Regions from separate parts of the Homo sapiens genome. Here region 1 is linked to region 2. Evidence: read pairs that join two places in POLR2A ChIA-PET (ENCODE). Cell type or tissue: Panc1. All regions are shown on one strand.

Region 1 (8,000 bases), 110 kb after region 2:
TCTAAGCAAGAATATTTGTAATTCCATCTCTTGGACAGTGTATGTCTCGTTTCAGATCTAGCCTGTAAAGTTTCACTTCATAGATGGTCAGGGCTAAAAACGACCCTAGAAGTCATCTAGTCTAACTCCTTATTTGCACATAAGGAATTGGGATCAGCCCAGATCACACAGGGTCACAGAGGGGCTTTGCCCAGGCAACAACATGAAGCCTCCTCTATGTCCCTTCCTTAATGTGGTTTATTAGAAAGTGTCAAAACCTGTGTGATATGGAGTGACTGAGTACCCAGAGAGTACCTGTCACAATGTCTGGCACACAGTCAACATGCCACAAATTTAAGTTCTCTTGCCTTTGGCTTCTCCCATGTATCAGTTTCCTGTGGCTACCAACACATTACCACAAACTCGGTGGCTTGAAACAACTGAAATTTATTCTTTCATGGTTCTGGAGGTCAGAAGTTTGCAATCAAGGTGTTGGGAGGGCCAAAACTCCCTCCAGAAGCTCTCGGGAAGCATCTGTTCCTGGCCTCTTCTACCATCTGCAGTCATACCTGACTCATGGCTACATCATTCCAGTCTCTGCCTCTGTCTTCACATTGCTTTCTCCTGTGTGTGTGTCTTTGCCCGTCTCCCTCTGCCCATGTCTTTTTTTGTTTTGTTTTGTTTTGTTTTGTCTTTTGTTTTGGGATGGAGTCATGCTCTGTCACCAGGCTGGAGTGCAGTGGTGCATTCTCGGCTCACTGTAGTCTTCGCCTTCCAGGTTCAAGCAATTCTCCTGCCTCAGCCTCCCGAGTAACTGGGATTACAGGCACGTGCCACCATGCCTGGCTAATTTTTTTGTATTTTTAGTAGAGACGGGGTTTCACCATCTTGGCCAGGATGGTCTTGATCTCCTGACCTCGTGATCCACCCTCCTTGGCCTCCCAAAGTGCTGGATTACAGGTGTCAGCCACCGTGCCCGGCCTCTACCCATCTCTTATAAGGATACAGGTGATTGCATTTAGGCTTACCCAAGTAATCCAAGAGAAACTCTTCCTCTCAAGATCCCTAACTCAAGCACATCTTTTGCCATATGAGATAATATTTACATGCTCCAGGGATTAGGAAGTGAATATATCTTTGGTGTGGGGGGGATCTTTTTCTGCCTATCAAACCCCCACATACCAACTGACTATATTCCAAGGTCTCATTTATATTTTCCTTCCCTGGGGACAGTTTATTTACTATTTGCAAATGCATTACTTGACCTTGAGACCTACTTCTCTCTTCCAGGCCTGGCTATGCAGAAAACTGCTCATCCCAATACTGCAAAGGTAGTAGTCTCATACTGCCTTTGTAATACAGATTACGCAATTACTTTGCACTAGGCCATGTAGGTCCACGAGGCCCTCACAGTCTATTGTGAGTAGCTGACAGTAGCATGAGCACTATAAGTACTAAAGCACAGATGCTGTGAGAGCCTGGAGTATGCAGTGACTTGGGGACTGGGCTTAGGTTCCATGTCATATTCTTACCTTCATTCTGCAAAAATATTTTGAGCATTCGTAATCCACTGTATAAGAATTTAGAGATAAGAGACACAGCCCATACCCTTAAGTAAGGAGCTCACAGTTGAATGGGAGATGAATATGAGCAAAAAGAATACAAACCAAAGGTGATGAGTGTTTTGGTAGAGGGATGCCCAGGTGCCATGGGGCACAGGGAAGGTGACACCCATACAGGCTGGGGTGCGAAATGGGAGTAGAGCTGTTCAGAAAGGACCATTCACTCACCAGGACCACACCTGGAGGCAGTGGTTCTTGAGCTGCATCTTGAAGAAGGAATGGAGATAGTTAAGGCAATAAGGGGGAGGAGAACATTCCACATGGAGGGAGAAAGGCACATGAAGGCATGGAGAAGTGACAGGGAAAGGGCATTTCCTCATCATCTTTCACCTCATCTCCCTCATCGTAATTGTAACCGTCCATCCATCCATCCATCCATCCATCCATCCATCCATCCATCCATCCATCTATCCATCCATCCTTCTTCAGTCTCCAAGCGTCTGCTGAGCTCTGATGCCCATGCCCTGTGGTGTTAGGTTGAGCACTGTATGCATGCTTATTGTTTAATTTAATACAAGTTTGATTCAGGTAAAAACAGACCTAGAGCCTGGTGTGGTGGCCCACACCTGCATTCCCAGCTACTGGGGAGGCTGATGGGGGAGGATTGCTTGAGCCCAGGTGTTCTGGGCTGCAGAGCACTATGCATCAATATGGGGGCCTCCTGGGGAGTGGGGGACAACTGGGTTGCCTGAGGAGGGGTGAACCAGCCAAGCCAGAGATGGGTCAAGTCAAAACTCCTGTGCTGCTCAGTAGTGGGATTGCACTTGTGAATAGCCGCTGCACTCCAGCCTGGGAAACATAGCCAGACCCTGTCTCTTTATAAAAAATTAAAACAAAACACACAAAACCACCAGCAGACCTAGAATTTTCACCCAGAAGTTCTGGGACAGGCATAACTGAAGCATTACTTTCCTGAAACTTTCCTCCACAGGGACCTTGACCTCGGACCCTTATGACTTTGCCAACTCATGGGCTCTGAGCAGTGGAGAACAGTGGTGTGAACGGGCATCTCCTCCCAGCAGCTCATGCAACATCTCCTCTGGGGAAATGCAGAAGGTGGGTGTGGACTGGCCTGGGTGCACCTGGATGGTGTGTGATTTCTGGATCTAAAAGACAGAAGGACTCAGTCTCATATCCTTCCATCTGGGGGAGGAATGGACTTACGCAGGGCCATTTCCTCCAAAACTAACTGTGGCTAGAGTCTAATTCTAATACATCTCGAGCCTGAAGCTCTAAAAATGAGTCTGGGCTAATGACTTGGTGTAGTGTCTCAGTCCATTTGTGCTGCTATAACAAATGCCTGAGACTGGGTAATTTTAAGGAACATAAATTATCTTTTATAGTTCTGGAGGCTAGGCAGCCCAAAATCAAGGTACCAGCATTCAGTGTCTTGCAAGGACCTTCTTGCTGTGACCTGAAGCCGGGTCCTGTGGCTCATTCCTGTAATCCCAGCACTTTGGGAGGCCAAGGTGGGTGGATCACGAGATCAGGAGATCGAAACCATCTGGGCGCCTGTAGTCCCAGCTACTCGGGAGACTGAGGCAGGAGAATGACGTGAACCCAGGAGGCGGAGCTTAGCACTCCAGCCTGGGCGACAGAGTGAGACTCTGTCTCAAAAAAAAAAAAAAAAAAAAAATTAGCTGGGCATGGTGGCATGTGCCTATAATCCCAGCTACTCAGGAGGCTGAGGCAGGAGAATTGCTTGAACCTGGGAGGTGGAGGTTTCAGTGAACTGAGATCGTGCCACTGCACTCCATCCTGGGTGACAGAGCCAGACTCTGTCTCAATTAAAAAAAAAGAAAAAAAGTACACTGAAGTGCTCTCATCTGCCTCTTTTATCAGAGCACTAATCCATTCACGAAGGCAGAGCCCTCAGGACTTCATCACTTCCTAAAAGGCGCCACCTTTTAATAGCGTCACTTTGGGGTTTAGGTTCCAACACATGGATTTTGGAGGACGTAGACAGTTGAACCATAGCAATAAGTAACTATGCTTTTCTGTTTTAGACTCCAGTGCCCTCTTTTGTCCCCAAATATCTCCATCATCACCTGCTAGGTGTCTGAAATTTTACCGATAGAAAAAAGCCACTTCTTTCTTAAGTGGCTGTTGTAAACTAGAAATAGGAGGGAAAGCCTCCTCTTATACCAGCTCAGCTGGAAGGAAAACTACTTTATAGTTGCAGACACTGAAGGGAGTCTGAGTGAGAGGCTGTGCCTGAAGTGACATAGCTTGGATGTCAGGATGGCTTCCTGAAGCTGCTGTAACAAATTATCTCATACTCAATGGCTTAAAACAGTAGGCATTTATTTTCTCCCAGTTCTGGAGGCTGGAGGTCCAAATTTAGTTTCCCTGGGCTGAGATCAAGGTGTTGGCTGGCTTTGCTCCTTCCAGAGGCTCTAGGTCCTTGCTTCCGTCATTTTTGGGTGGCAGCGGCATTCCCTGTCTTTGGGCTCATGACTTCAATTTCTGCCTCTGTGGTCACATGGCCTTCTCCTCTCCTGTGTGTGCTAATGCCTGCCAACCCTGACAAGGCTGGGAGGACTGCCCCACCCCTTCCACAGAGCCCTGTTGCCACTTACAAGGTAGCCTTGTAGCAGCTCTGTCTGCATCAGAGTTGCCATTCATGATCTCACTCACCAGGACCTCACACTGGAGAGAAGGGGAGGTGGGGAGGGGTGGCCAGACCACACTCTGCCTTCACCTGCCACAGGTAAAGATGGTCTTTGTGCCTCTCTGTGTGTGGGTGTTTGGGGCAAGAATGCTTTATGTGGGGCAAGACCTCACTCAATGGGTAATTCCCTCCCCACTGTGGAACAGGCTGACTTGGGCTGAGGAGGTAGGTGCAGCTGTGAAGCTGGACTCCTGTGGGGAACAGGGGTTGTTGCCCTTTTGGGATTGTGCTCAGAGACTCATCATCTGAGGAGCAAGGTTCCTTGGTGGTGCTGTGAGTCAGCCTCCCTGGGCGGGACGTTTGTATGCAGGAGGTTTACTGGGGAGCTCTCGAGCAGCCTTGGTTAGGAAGTGAGAGAAGCAGAGTTGGGCAGTGGGAGAAGTTGAACTGCTTGTGATAGCACTGATAGAGCTTCAGCGGGGCCTCAGCTGATCCTTCAAGGAGCTCTGGAAGGTGGAGTGGCCCCTGTTGGTCACTGGATGTGGGCTGCCCTGGGTAAGGAGGTGGAACTCCCTTGGGCTGAGGGCCATTCCTGAGGAATGACTCAGTGGTGAGCCCTTGGCAGCCAACACTGGACAGCTGGTGGATGAGTCCTCGGGCTCTGAATGGGCACCTACGCTGTGCCCCGACACCTACGCTGTGCCCCGACACCCTCTACAAAGCTGCTCTGCTTGACAGCACCACCTTCCTGCCCTTATCCAGAGAGCAACCACACTGTCAAAAATGTCAACTGAAGAATCACAAGGTTCATAAACTTAGAGAGGAGAGCTTTTCTTATTCAGAGTTGTGGCCTGCAGGCTGGCCATCCTGCAGGCTGGGAAGTGTAGCCTCTGGTAGAAACTGAAAGCAGGCACTTCAAGGGAGAAAGGGGTGGAATAGAAACTTATTCCAAAAGGGTTGGCTCAGTGTACATATTTAACAGGTTATGGGAGGAGCTATGAATATTCATAATGGGAGGAGGCATTTGCATATACAGTAAGCAAACATACATGTTACATATGTCCCACATTCATTTTGGGATGGAGACTTAACATTTAAATGCATTAAAATTAGCCTCTATAGGTCAAAAGGTGAAATGGAGGACACAGAGGCATCTTGTGCACAGCCTCTGTAAATCAGCCAGAACCATTCCGTGGTTGGTGGTCTCTTACCAGGAAGGAATGCTGGTCAGCACACACACACACACACACACACACACACACACACACACACACACACACACACACTCTCACTCACTCACTAACTAGCTGGGCATGGTGGCATGCACGCACGCACACACACTAGCTGGGCATGGTGGCACACGCGCGTGCACACACACACACACAGACAAACACATACTAGCTGGGCATGGTGGTGCACCAGTAATCCCAGCTAATGGGAGGGCTGAGGTGGGAAGATGGCTTGAACCTGGGAGGCAGAAGCTGCAGTGAGTTGAGATTGCATCACTACACTCCAGCCTGGGTGAAAATGTGAGACCCTGTCTCAAAAGAAAAAAAAAAACCCGCAAAAAGGGAAGGGAGTCCCTGCTGGGCCAGTTCTGTTTAACTCTTAGGAAAGAAAGTCTAATGGTGGTTAGCGAGGGAGAGGGTATAAGGAGGGGTGTTCAACCTCCCATCCTATCATGGCCAGGAACTCAGTTTTAATATTTCTCTGGGGTCCCTTTGGCCAAGGGGGAGTCCGTTTAGTCGGTAGGGGGGCTTAGGATTTTATTTTTTTCTGAAAACCTACAAACATGCACAAAGAGGGTGGCCCCTGCCTATACCCAGGACCATGGTCATGATGGACGCGACAGGCCACAGTTGCCTTTGTCTGGGCATGGGCCACTCTGCAGAGCGTGAGTGCATGCTGCAGTCACCCGAGTGCGCAGCCCATCAGCAGAGCAGTAGGGCAGGTGCTCTGTGATTTTGTTCATCCCATGAGAAAACAAGCCATAGGAGGTTAAGTAGCTGCCCCAAGTCGCCAGCTAGCAAGGTGCAGAGCCAGGACTCATGCCCTGCCTGGCTCCCTCCCTTTCCTGTTCGGGTCACATTGGTTCAGGCTACTCAAGTTATTTCTACCAGTGGGCCCTTGTGTTTCTCTTGGGGAGTTGGGCTTTGCAGGTTCTTAAGGTTTCTTTAAGTTCTAAAACCCTTTATTAGCCTGGTGCGGTGGCTCATACCTGTAGACCCAGCTGCTCAGGAGGCTGAGTCAGGAGGATCACTTGAGCCCAGGAGGTAGAGGCTGCAGTGAGCTACAATTGCACCACTGCACTCCAGCCTGGGCAACAGAGTGAGACCCTGTCTATAAAACAAAACCAAAACCAAAACTCTTTCATTATGTGTTTCTGTGGATTGGGCTATAGAGACAGTATATAATAGGTCTTAATAAATATTGGATGGGTGGATGAATGGAAATTGGTGGTGTAATTTATCTAGGGATTGTGACCTCCACAATAATCCAGACTCCTTTACTTGTAGAAATCTGATTTATCTAAGTAAGTACATAAGTAGAGAAACCCAGCCCTCTCCTATTCCAGAAACAAAATAAAACACACCCACATCTCCCTCCTCCCACCCACCCCCCATCACGGTAACACGAGGAAGCTTCGTTTTAGCTGGTTATTAATTCAGTGAGTCTTCATCTTCATGGAACAATTTGACCTCTGACCAAGGAGAATGTCAGACCCAGAAAAATATTCTGAGTTGATGCTAAATCCAGCTGCCTAAATTGTGAACAGACAATCTCCACCTTATAAACAAGTACATTCCAAAAGACTTTTTCCCTTGGACTTTGGTGGTGCTAGGTCCTCTGGTTAGTCCATCAAAGTCTGCATCACCTGGATCCTAGCCCAGTACCGGCACTAACAAAGGCGGACTGAGTTCTAGCACGTGAGGGGAGGGTGCTGTCTTGTGGAAGGGAGGAGTTTCCTCTTCTTTGCAGTCAAAGTTCTAAATGCCTGAACCATACCCTTGATAGCCCCTTGAGTGTCTCTCACCCTGGGCCTCGGCGTGAGCGTGGTGCTAAGGGTGTGGGTTTGAGTCAGCTCACTTACTGGCTTTGTGAATCTGGGCAAGACAAGTGCCTTTGCAGAGCCTCAGTTTCCACATTTGTAAAGCAGAAATAGTACCTGCTGGGTCACTGAAAAGGTAAGAGAGGGATAATATGTATAGAGTTTAGCCCAGTGGGGCTCAACTGTTAAGAGCCATGATGATGATGAGGAGGAGGAGGAGGACGAGAAGGAGGAGGAGGAGGAGGAGGAGGAGTTGTTGTTAGCTGGCTCCCCATATTCTCCCACTGTCCCGTGTTTTCCGCTGGAGTGCCCCTGCCTTGAGAATGGGAGCCGGCAGAAGCAGGACAAGCACACGCCGGGCTTTAAGCACAAGTTTCAACACGCATTCTTTTTCTCCTTCCCCCTCGCAACTATAACCCATTCCTTTTGGGTAGCCGAGCACAGCTTGAGGTTAGAAGGAAAACAAGGTGCCCAGATATCTCCACACCTCCAAGTGGGTAAGTGACAGGAACCAGCCTTCCTTCTAGAGCGGTTTGTGAACCCAGATGGATTTCAAATTGAGTGCACTCGAGGTATTGTGTAAGAGAGGACAGATTTTCGGCCGGGCACGGTGGCTCACGCCTGTAATCCCAGCACTTTGGGAGGCTGAGGTGGGTGGATCACGAGGTCAGGAGATTGAGACCATCCTGGCTAACATGGTGAAACCCCGTCTCTACTAAAAATACAAAAAATTAGCCAG
Region 2 (8,000 bases):
ATCAAGACAACTCCTTGCCCGCTCCTGGCCCACTCCCCCCAACCCCAGCAATGTCCCTGGGTCATAAATGGCCCCTGCTATTATATGTCACTCTTTTATACCATAAGGGCAGGCTGGGGAGAGGGGTCCACACATACACTTAAACCCAACATTCCATGACAAGCTGGGTCCCTGGGGAGGCCAACTTCTGCCTTCTGTGGCCATTTAGTGCTCTAGACACTGAGATGATTATGGTACCTACCCCACAACCCATACAATTCAACATAAAAAAAGTTGAACTTGTAAGATAAAGCTCAAAAAAAGTGCCTATTTCCCTGGATTCCTTGAGCTGCCTGCATTGTTGGTGCCCTAAGCACATGCTTAGCCTGCCTACTGACTCTGTGGCCTCCCTTTCCAGGGGTGCTAGTGCAGCTGGGGGGCTCCTGGGTGGAAGGGTGAAGGTGGCCCTAGACAGCTACAGCCTGGGGGTGCCACCACCTTGCTATGCCTGGCTCGTTGTGTGTAAATGTTCGAGCCTGGCCTCAGGCTGGTGCAGGCCATTACTTTACAAGAGAACATTCCCTGTGGGAGCAACAGTAATGCAATGCATGAGAGGTTTCCCAGGGAGGAGACTAGAATTACACTACAAGGCCCTGCTGCCCCTTCTGATTCTTAGTGGGCTGCCTTAGAGCCTGAGAGCTAGTTAGAATCATCCCTGTGAGAGATGAAGAAACAGGCTCCGAGAGGTAAAGCGACTTGCCCGTGGTCACAGAGCAGGCATGAGTGACCCAGCTGTCAGCACTCTTCCTCTGACGGTGCACAGCACATGCCATGCAGAGATCGGTTACTTGCTGACCTGTCTCCTCCCTGATAGAAGGGAGACAGCTTGGTCCCCTCTCCAGGGTGTGGCAGAGGATGAGGAACTCCGTAAGCTTTTTCTCAGCATATCTTTCTGGAAATTAGGCAGCTACCTGGTCTGAACAAGTTCGAGTTGAGAAATCTTCCCTCCTTTCAAGGACAAAGTCAGCATCATTTAAAAACCTGGAGCCCTTCCTCTGCCCTGGAGAGGAGAAAAGCTTCAGTGAAGTGTACTGGCGTTAGGATGTTGGGGCTGATTGGGAGGGAGGCCCCAGCCCAAGGTAACCTCTTTCTAAACAAGAAATCCCATTTCAAGTTTCCACTGCCTGCTTGCCAGACGCGTAGCATACACTGGCCAGCCCATAAATCCCTTTTCCACTGAAAGCAGGCATTCTGATCTTAACCAAAATCATCTGATGTGGGGGATTGTTTTGGATGTTTTGCTTTAAATTCCAGAATACCACACATTTGTTTTCCGTTGTGTATGCCTCGCCGAGCTGTCTGGCGATGACTGCACACACTCTTGCTGACACACTCTAGCCACTTGCAGCAGCTTGCTCTCATTCCATCTGCAGAGTTGGCCGCCACGTGCGTGCGTGGCCCTGAGTGGTGGGAGATGCTCCTTCCTTGACAGTTTTCAAGCAATGCCAGGTGGTGCCTGGAGTGGCAGGGTCGGCTAAAAGCACTTCCGGCACCGCTTGGTGGAACGGCCCTCCTGCTCCAACATGGGATCTTGCAAACCCCAAGCCAGCAAGGGAGGCCAAGATCCCCAAACTCTTGTCTAACCTATCAACCTGCCCTACCCCTCTGCCAGGAGCTCCTTCTTCATATTAGGTCACCTAATTACTAGCAGCAAGTACTCAAATATTTGCTATCTATGTTCCACAACCCCACCCTAAGCACTTCTCCAGAACTATTTAGTTTTCAGAATAGGCCCACCAAAGAGGTAATATTGTCTTCTATTTTTTAGATGAAAAAACTGGGGCACAAAAGTTAAGTTGCTCGGGCCGGGCACGGTGGCTCAAGCCTGTAATCCCAGCACTTTGGGAGGCCAAGGCGGGAGGATCACAAGGTCAGGAGTTCAAGACCAGCCTGGCCAACATGGTGAAACCCCATCTCTACTAAAAATATAAAAAAATAGCCAGGCATGGTGGTGCGTGCCTGTAATCCCAGCTACTTGGGAGGCTGAGGCTGTTCAATCGCTTGAACCCAGGAGGCAGAGGTTGCAGTGACCCAAGACCACGCCACTGCACTCCAGCCTGGCAACAGAGCGAGACTCCTTCTCAAAAAAAAAAAAAAAAAAAAGTTGCTCAACTGAGATCACAGGGCAAGTAAGTGGCAGAGTTAGAACTTGAACCCAGAATGGTCTGACTGCAGAGCCCCAATTCTCAATTATTTTGTTAAGCTGTTTGTGTTTTTGATCCATTTCTTCTATTCTGAAGCCAGAATTTTTTCCCTTTTGCCTGTTTCCCCCCCATTCATATCTAATCCCATTTCAAAGTGGTGTTTTCGATCTTTAAAGGCCACAAGGGAGCCCATCTGCACCGGAAGGAAGGCAGCTTGCAGACGCGCCTCCTCCCTGACAGCAGGGCAGCTGCATGGCCACCTGGGCTGGAGATGCCACCTACACCTGGCCTCGCTTGGGGGCAGTGGGGGTAGTGGGTGCTCGAAGAGAGTCTAAAAAAAACAGCCGGTGCTTCCTCTCCCTGGCCTTTGTCCTGAGAGCTTCAGCCACACCCTTGGTTCCACTGGTCATATAGTCAGGGTGGACAGAGGCGGCGCTCTGGGAAGGGACTCTCCAGGGCAACTCGCACATCCTCCTTTCCCCTTGGCTGCACTGTTGCAGCTGCCCATTGGCATTGTGTCCATAGACGGGACCGCAGCCCGTTCAGTGGCCATGGTCCTTCCATCCCCCGTGAAAACAGCCCCAGAGTGGGACCCGGAGCCTCTGCCCTTCCCCAGAACCACCCTGCCAGCAAAGGGCAGAACAAGATGACATCAGCACAGGCCTCTCTGTGTTATAGCCCTGGGCACGAGCTCTCAAGACACACCCCAGGGTCCTAGAGGAGAGTGCCAGCCTCCCATGACAAAGAAGGCCAAAGTGTCCCTCCTCATCCTAGAAGATAATCTAATTTCTATTTGAAATGAGCAGTCCCAGCTGGGCGCGGTGACTCACGCCTGTAATCCCAGCACTTTGGAAGGCCGAGGTGGGCGTATCACCTGAGGTCAGCAGTTCGAGACCAGCCTGGTCAACGTGGCAAAACCCCATCTCTACTAAAAACACAAAAATTAGCCGGGCATGGTGGTACATGCCTGTAATCCCAGCTACTCAAGAGGCTGAGGCATGAGAATCGCTTGAACCCAGGAGGCAGAGGTTGCAGTGAGCCGAGATTGTGCCACTACACTCCAGCCTGGGCAACAGAATGAGACTCCATCTCAGAAAAAAAAAAAAAAAAAAAAAGAAATTTGCAGTCTGGGTCTCTAAAGGGTTGTGTCTTAGGGAGCCAGGGCTACAATTTGACTAGAGAGGAGGAAAGGAGAGTATGAAGAGATTTTCTCAGGCTTGTAGACAGGAAGCTTTAAAACATCTGAGCTTAGCAATAATAAATTTAAATCCACAGTCCCACATTGTGAGAAAGAAGATGTTTACATTGCACCATGGAGAGCAGGAGGAATATGTCTTAGTGGGAAGGGCCTCCCGTCTCTAGGAACGGGGCCGCTGAGGGAGGTATGGATGACTCCCCACCCAGAAAACATCCAGTGGAGTTGGGCATAAATCTGGGGTGTGCATGCACACTACACACTGCAACTGCCCACCTACAAGGGAAGACATGATGTGGATTCAAACACCAGATTTCTATTGACTTGAAAAGCTACGACGAGCCCGGTGCGGTGGCTCACGCCTATAATCCCAGCACTTTGGGAGGCAGAGGTGGGTGGATCACCTGAGGTGAGACCAGCCTGGCCAACATGATGAAATCCCATCTCTACTAAAAATACAAAAATTAGCTGGGCGTGGTGGCATGTGCCTGTAGTCGCAGCTACTCAGGAGGCTGAGGCGGGAGAATCACTTGAACCTGGGAGGCAGAGGTTGCAGTATGCCAAGATTGCGCCACTGCACTCCAGCCTGGGTGACAGAGCGAGACTCTGTCTCAAAACAAACAACAAAAAAAGCAATGATGAGTTCACAAATAGTATGATTTTGCTGATCATTTCATTTAGAGTTTTAATAAATCAGTACACTGTATTATCATACTACATTCAATCAACTTAGGTTTAAAAGACATTAAACTACACACCTGTAATCCCAGCACTTTGGGAGGCTGAGGCGGGTGGATCACCTGAGGTCAGGAGTTCAAGACCGGCCTGATCAACATGGAGAAACCCCGTCTCTACTAAAAATTAGCCGGGCATGGTGGCACACCCCTGTAATCCCAACTACTCAGGAGGCTGAGGCAGGAGAATGGCTTGAACTCAGGAGGCGGAGGTTGCGGTGAGCTGCGATCGCACCATTACACTCCAGCCTGGGCAACAAGAGTGAAACTCCACCTCAAAAAAAAAAGAACAAAAACAAACAAACAAACAAAAAAAACTAAAATCCTTGAATAGGTTTTGAATTAATAAATTCATAATTAATAAAACTGCCTGATTAACTTTATGGTATTTTTAGCCTCAGTCGAGGTTCTTCTCCTATGACCCATGTATTGTGTTGTTTCTGAACTTGGAGACTAACACACAGCTTAGACTGGGAGTGTCAGCAAGGGACTGGCACCTGAAGCTGTGAAGCTCAGTTCCGAGGAGAGGGCTTGGCAGGAGCCACCAGCTGCTTAGCCTGCTCAGAGGTGTCACTGGAAACTTGGATGTGCATTGGGTAAGCTGTGAAGGGTTACTTTTCTTTTCTTTTTTTTTTTTTTTTGAGATGGAGTTTCACTCTTGTCGCCCAGGCTGGAGTGCAATGGCACGATTTCAGCTCACTGCAACCGCCGCCTCCCAGGTTCAAGCAATTCTCCTGCCTCAGCCTCCCAAGTAGCTGGGATTACAGGCACCTGCCACCATGACTGGCTAATTTTGCATTTTTAGTAGAGAGGGGGTTTTTCCATGTTGGCCAGGCTGGTCTCAAACTCCCAACCTCAGGTGATCCGCCTGTCTCGGCCTCCCAAAATGCTGGGATTATAGGCGTGAGCCACCGCGCCTGGCCTGAAGGGTTACTTTTCTAGCAGAGCTCATAAGAGCCACTATTTCTTCCCTCAGGCACAATGCCTGGCTTAAGGATTGAAGAGGAAGGGCTCTTAAGACCCGGGTTTCTGATTTTTCTCCAAGTCAGTAGTCCCCAAACTTCTCTCTACCGGGACCTCCTCTGGAATCACATTAATCCGGGCCCCTCTCCAAGTCAGGCTGCTTTGCCTTTCCCAGTTACTCAACCAGGCTGCTTCTCAACTCCTTGGGAGTGCAGCTCCCCAAATGATCCCTCCTGAGACATTCCTCCTTTCTGCAAGTCCTCAGAGGACGAGACTTTCCGTCTGCATTTGGAGGGAAGGAGAAGAGAGACAGACCTCCTTTCTTCCTGAACAAAGATGAAGCACCAAGCTCTGGGAAAAGCTAAGCCAAGAGGCCCAACCTGGCTGGAAGATCATACAGTTGCATTTTTCGTGTGTACTAGAAATACAGAGCACTCATTAAATTAACCGAGTGAAAACCACTCCTTAGGCAATGATTAAGCTGAGAGTCAGAGGGATGGGTGGGAGGCCAGCTGTCCCATCTGAGCTGCACTTGATCACTAGGGAATTTATCATTTCTAATGCCTTTCACAAAGTCCCCTGTGATGCCCCCATTGCAGCCCCCGGGGAACGGTGAGGCAACCTGCTTCTTATGGCAGAAATATGGGACTCAGGACAGAGCAGGGGTTGTCTGGAAACTGAGGGAGAAAAACCAATATGGGGCATTTATAGCGTGAGCTCAGGCTGGGCGTGGTGGCTCACATTTATGATCCCAGTGCTTTGGGAGTCCGAGGCTGAAGGACTGCTTGAGCCCAGGAGTTCAAGACCAGCTTGGGCGACATAGAGAGACCCTCTCTGTACAAAAAAATTAGCCGGGTATAGTGGTGTGTGCTGTAGTCCCAGCTACTTGAGAGGCTGAGGCCAGGATTGTGTAAAGCCCAGGAGTTTGAGGCTGCAGTGAACTATGATGGTGCCACTATACTGCAGCCTGGGCAATGGAGAAAAAGGCAAAAAAAAAAAAAATGTCTATGGGCCTCCAGAAACAGACATAACATTTTTCTGGAGGCAGGTCGTACTGATTCCAAGGAATTCCCTAAAAAGGAATTTCCCTAAAAACGTTAAGATGTATTAGTCTAGGATGACAGGATATAGCACTTAAAACTATCCACAACTAAGTATTTTTGGAGAGGCGGGGGGAGGAAATTACCAGATAGATACAATTATTATAAAATTATCACAAAAAAATTATCTCATCTGGGGACAGGATGTTGCTTTCTACGGCTGCATGCCATCACTTGATGGAAAATGAGAATGTCCCTGGACCAGCATGACTTTTTCCATGGAATAAAACAGGCAAGTAATCTGTAGTCAGGCCTTAAAACATAAATTTAAGAAATGTAGGCCAGGCGCGGTGGCTCATTCCTGTAATCCTAGCATTTTGGGAGGCCAAGGTTGGCAGATCGCTTGAGCCTAGGAGTTTGAGACCAGCCTGGGCAACATAGTGAGATCCTGTCTCTACAAAAAAATTAAAAGGTTAGCTGGGTGTAGTGGCACATGCCTGTAGTCCCAGTTACTCAGGAGGCTGAGGTGTGAGGATCGCCTGAGCTGGGAGGTTGAGTTTGCAGTGAGCCATGAGCCATGATTGTTAACACTGCACTCCAGCCTGGGTGACAGAGTGAGCACCGTCTCCAAAAAAAAAAAGAAAGAAAGAAATGTATAAAGACTAGCCCCCGCCCCCTATTCCCCTGCATTTTTTTTTTTTTTTGTCTTCTGAATTTCCTTCCCAGTTGCAAAGGATTTTTCCTGCTCTCTGAGGCCATGGGTCTGACAGGCTCTCACCCAGATTTTCAGACTCTTAACAAGGAAGTCGTTGCTCTTCTGTGTGTATGGGGTAAAGCCTGTTTCTGCAAGGCTTTGGTTGAAAAGACCTGTGGTGGATCCAAATAAAGTCCCGCTGACCCCAACCTGGGGGAGGGAGGAACACAAAACATAAACATGCAGCTTCCTCAAACTTCTCCACTCTCCTTTCCCCAGCTCCACACAGGTCTGTCTAGAACATGCTGCCAGTAGGACCACAGAAGCTGTGGTTGGGGTGACCTCAGGCCCCCTACCCTCACAGCCAGGCTCACCCAGGTGAGAACCACACCCAGGCAAGAACCATCAAGGTTTGTGTTCTTTAGAAGAAAAGGCGCCTTTGTCAATCCAAGGTATTATTAAGTTCCAAACCCAACCCTGCAACCAAGTCCAAAAGCTATGCCTCCTTATAAAATTGAACAGAACAGGAAAACAAAAACAAACAAACAAACAAAAGCAGACAAAACAAACACAGGATCTATGTGTGTAAGGGGGAGATTCTCATCCAACACTGCTCCTGGAGGAAGGGGTGAGAAGGCTGATTTGTGAGCCCAGCAGCCGCAGAGGGCTCATCTAGAGTCAGTACTGGCAGGGCCCCAGAGAGGGCTGCATATCAAAGCACTCCCAAATTCGGGCTGGAGCCAGCAGCTGCTTCCTCTGAGCACAATAGAGCAGGGTCTGGAATCGTGCTGTGGGCCACGTTGAAAAGAAGGGGGTAGAGAACGTGAGTGTGAGCGTGTGCAGAGGAATCCTCACCACCATCAAAAGATTGGGTCTTTGTTGTTCACACCCACTGTGGGTGTAGGGGAGAGACCATCAAAATCCTGGGCAAAGGAAGCAGATACCTGGCCTCAGCTCACCTCTCCCCAAGCCTGCCAGCTTCAGTGCACGTGTAGCCAGCTTCACCCCAGCGCAGGCTGTCTGGGCACTGGAGGTGGGAGCCATTTTATGCAACAGTCCCAGCAACTTGCTTCTGGGGGAAAAGGCAGACCATGGGGAGGGGCTTTTGCCACTGCCACCCAACTTGTCCATGCCCTGCCCAGATCCGGAATCCTGATCCTTAGGGTTTCTCTGACAGGCAATTTTATTTTC

Evidence for each region. ChIA-PET counts read pairs that join two places held together with the same protein. Peaks named below come from ENCODE experiments on the same cell type or tissue, not always from the same donor. Only the 100,000 strongest peaks of a DNase experiment are listed, where the experiment ranks them.
Region 1: POLR2A ChIA-PET joins it to region 2 with 5 read pairs; 5 of 35 experiments call an interaction of 5 or more read pairs at or near these places.

The regions. Positions count from the first base shown.
Region 1 is chr12:6,090,117-6,098,116 of GRCh38, reverse strand. VWF (von Willebrand factor) reads left to right here. Exons shown (of 52, transcript NM_000552.5): 6 at 2,533-2,657. It also overlaps the pseudogene RN7SL69P. Among named protein-coding and RNA genes, the nearest start is that of VWF, 31 kb to the left of the region's middle. RefSeq lists enhancers at 3,683-4,278, 4,279-4,875. In Panc1, no CTCF peak of the experiment used is centred here; a DNase peak (open chromatin) is centred at 4,756; H3K4me3 peaks cover 626 bases; H3K27ac peaks cover 359 bases.
Region 2 is chr12:6,204,978-6,212,977 of GRCh38, reverse strand. All of the region lies in intron 1 of CD9 (CD9 molecule), which reads right to left. Among named protein-coding and RNA genes, the nearest start is that of CD9, 8.6 kb to the right of the region's middle. RefSeq lists enhancers at 1,467-1,968, 1,999-2,622. In Panc1, no CTCF peak of the experiment used is centred here; no DNase peak of the experiment used is centred here; H3K27ac peaks cover 127 bases.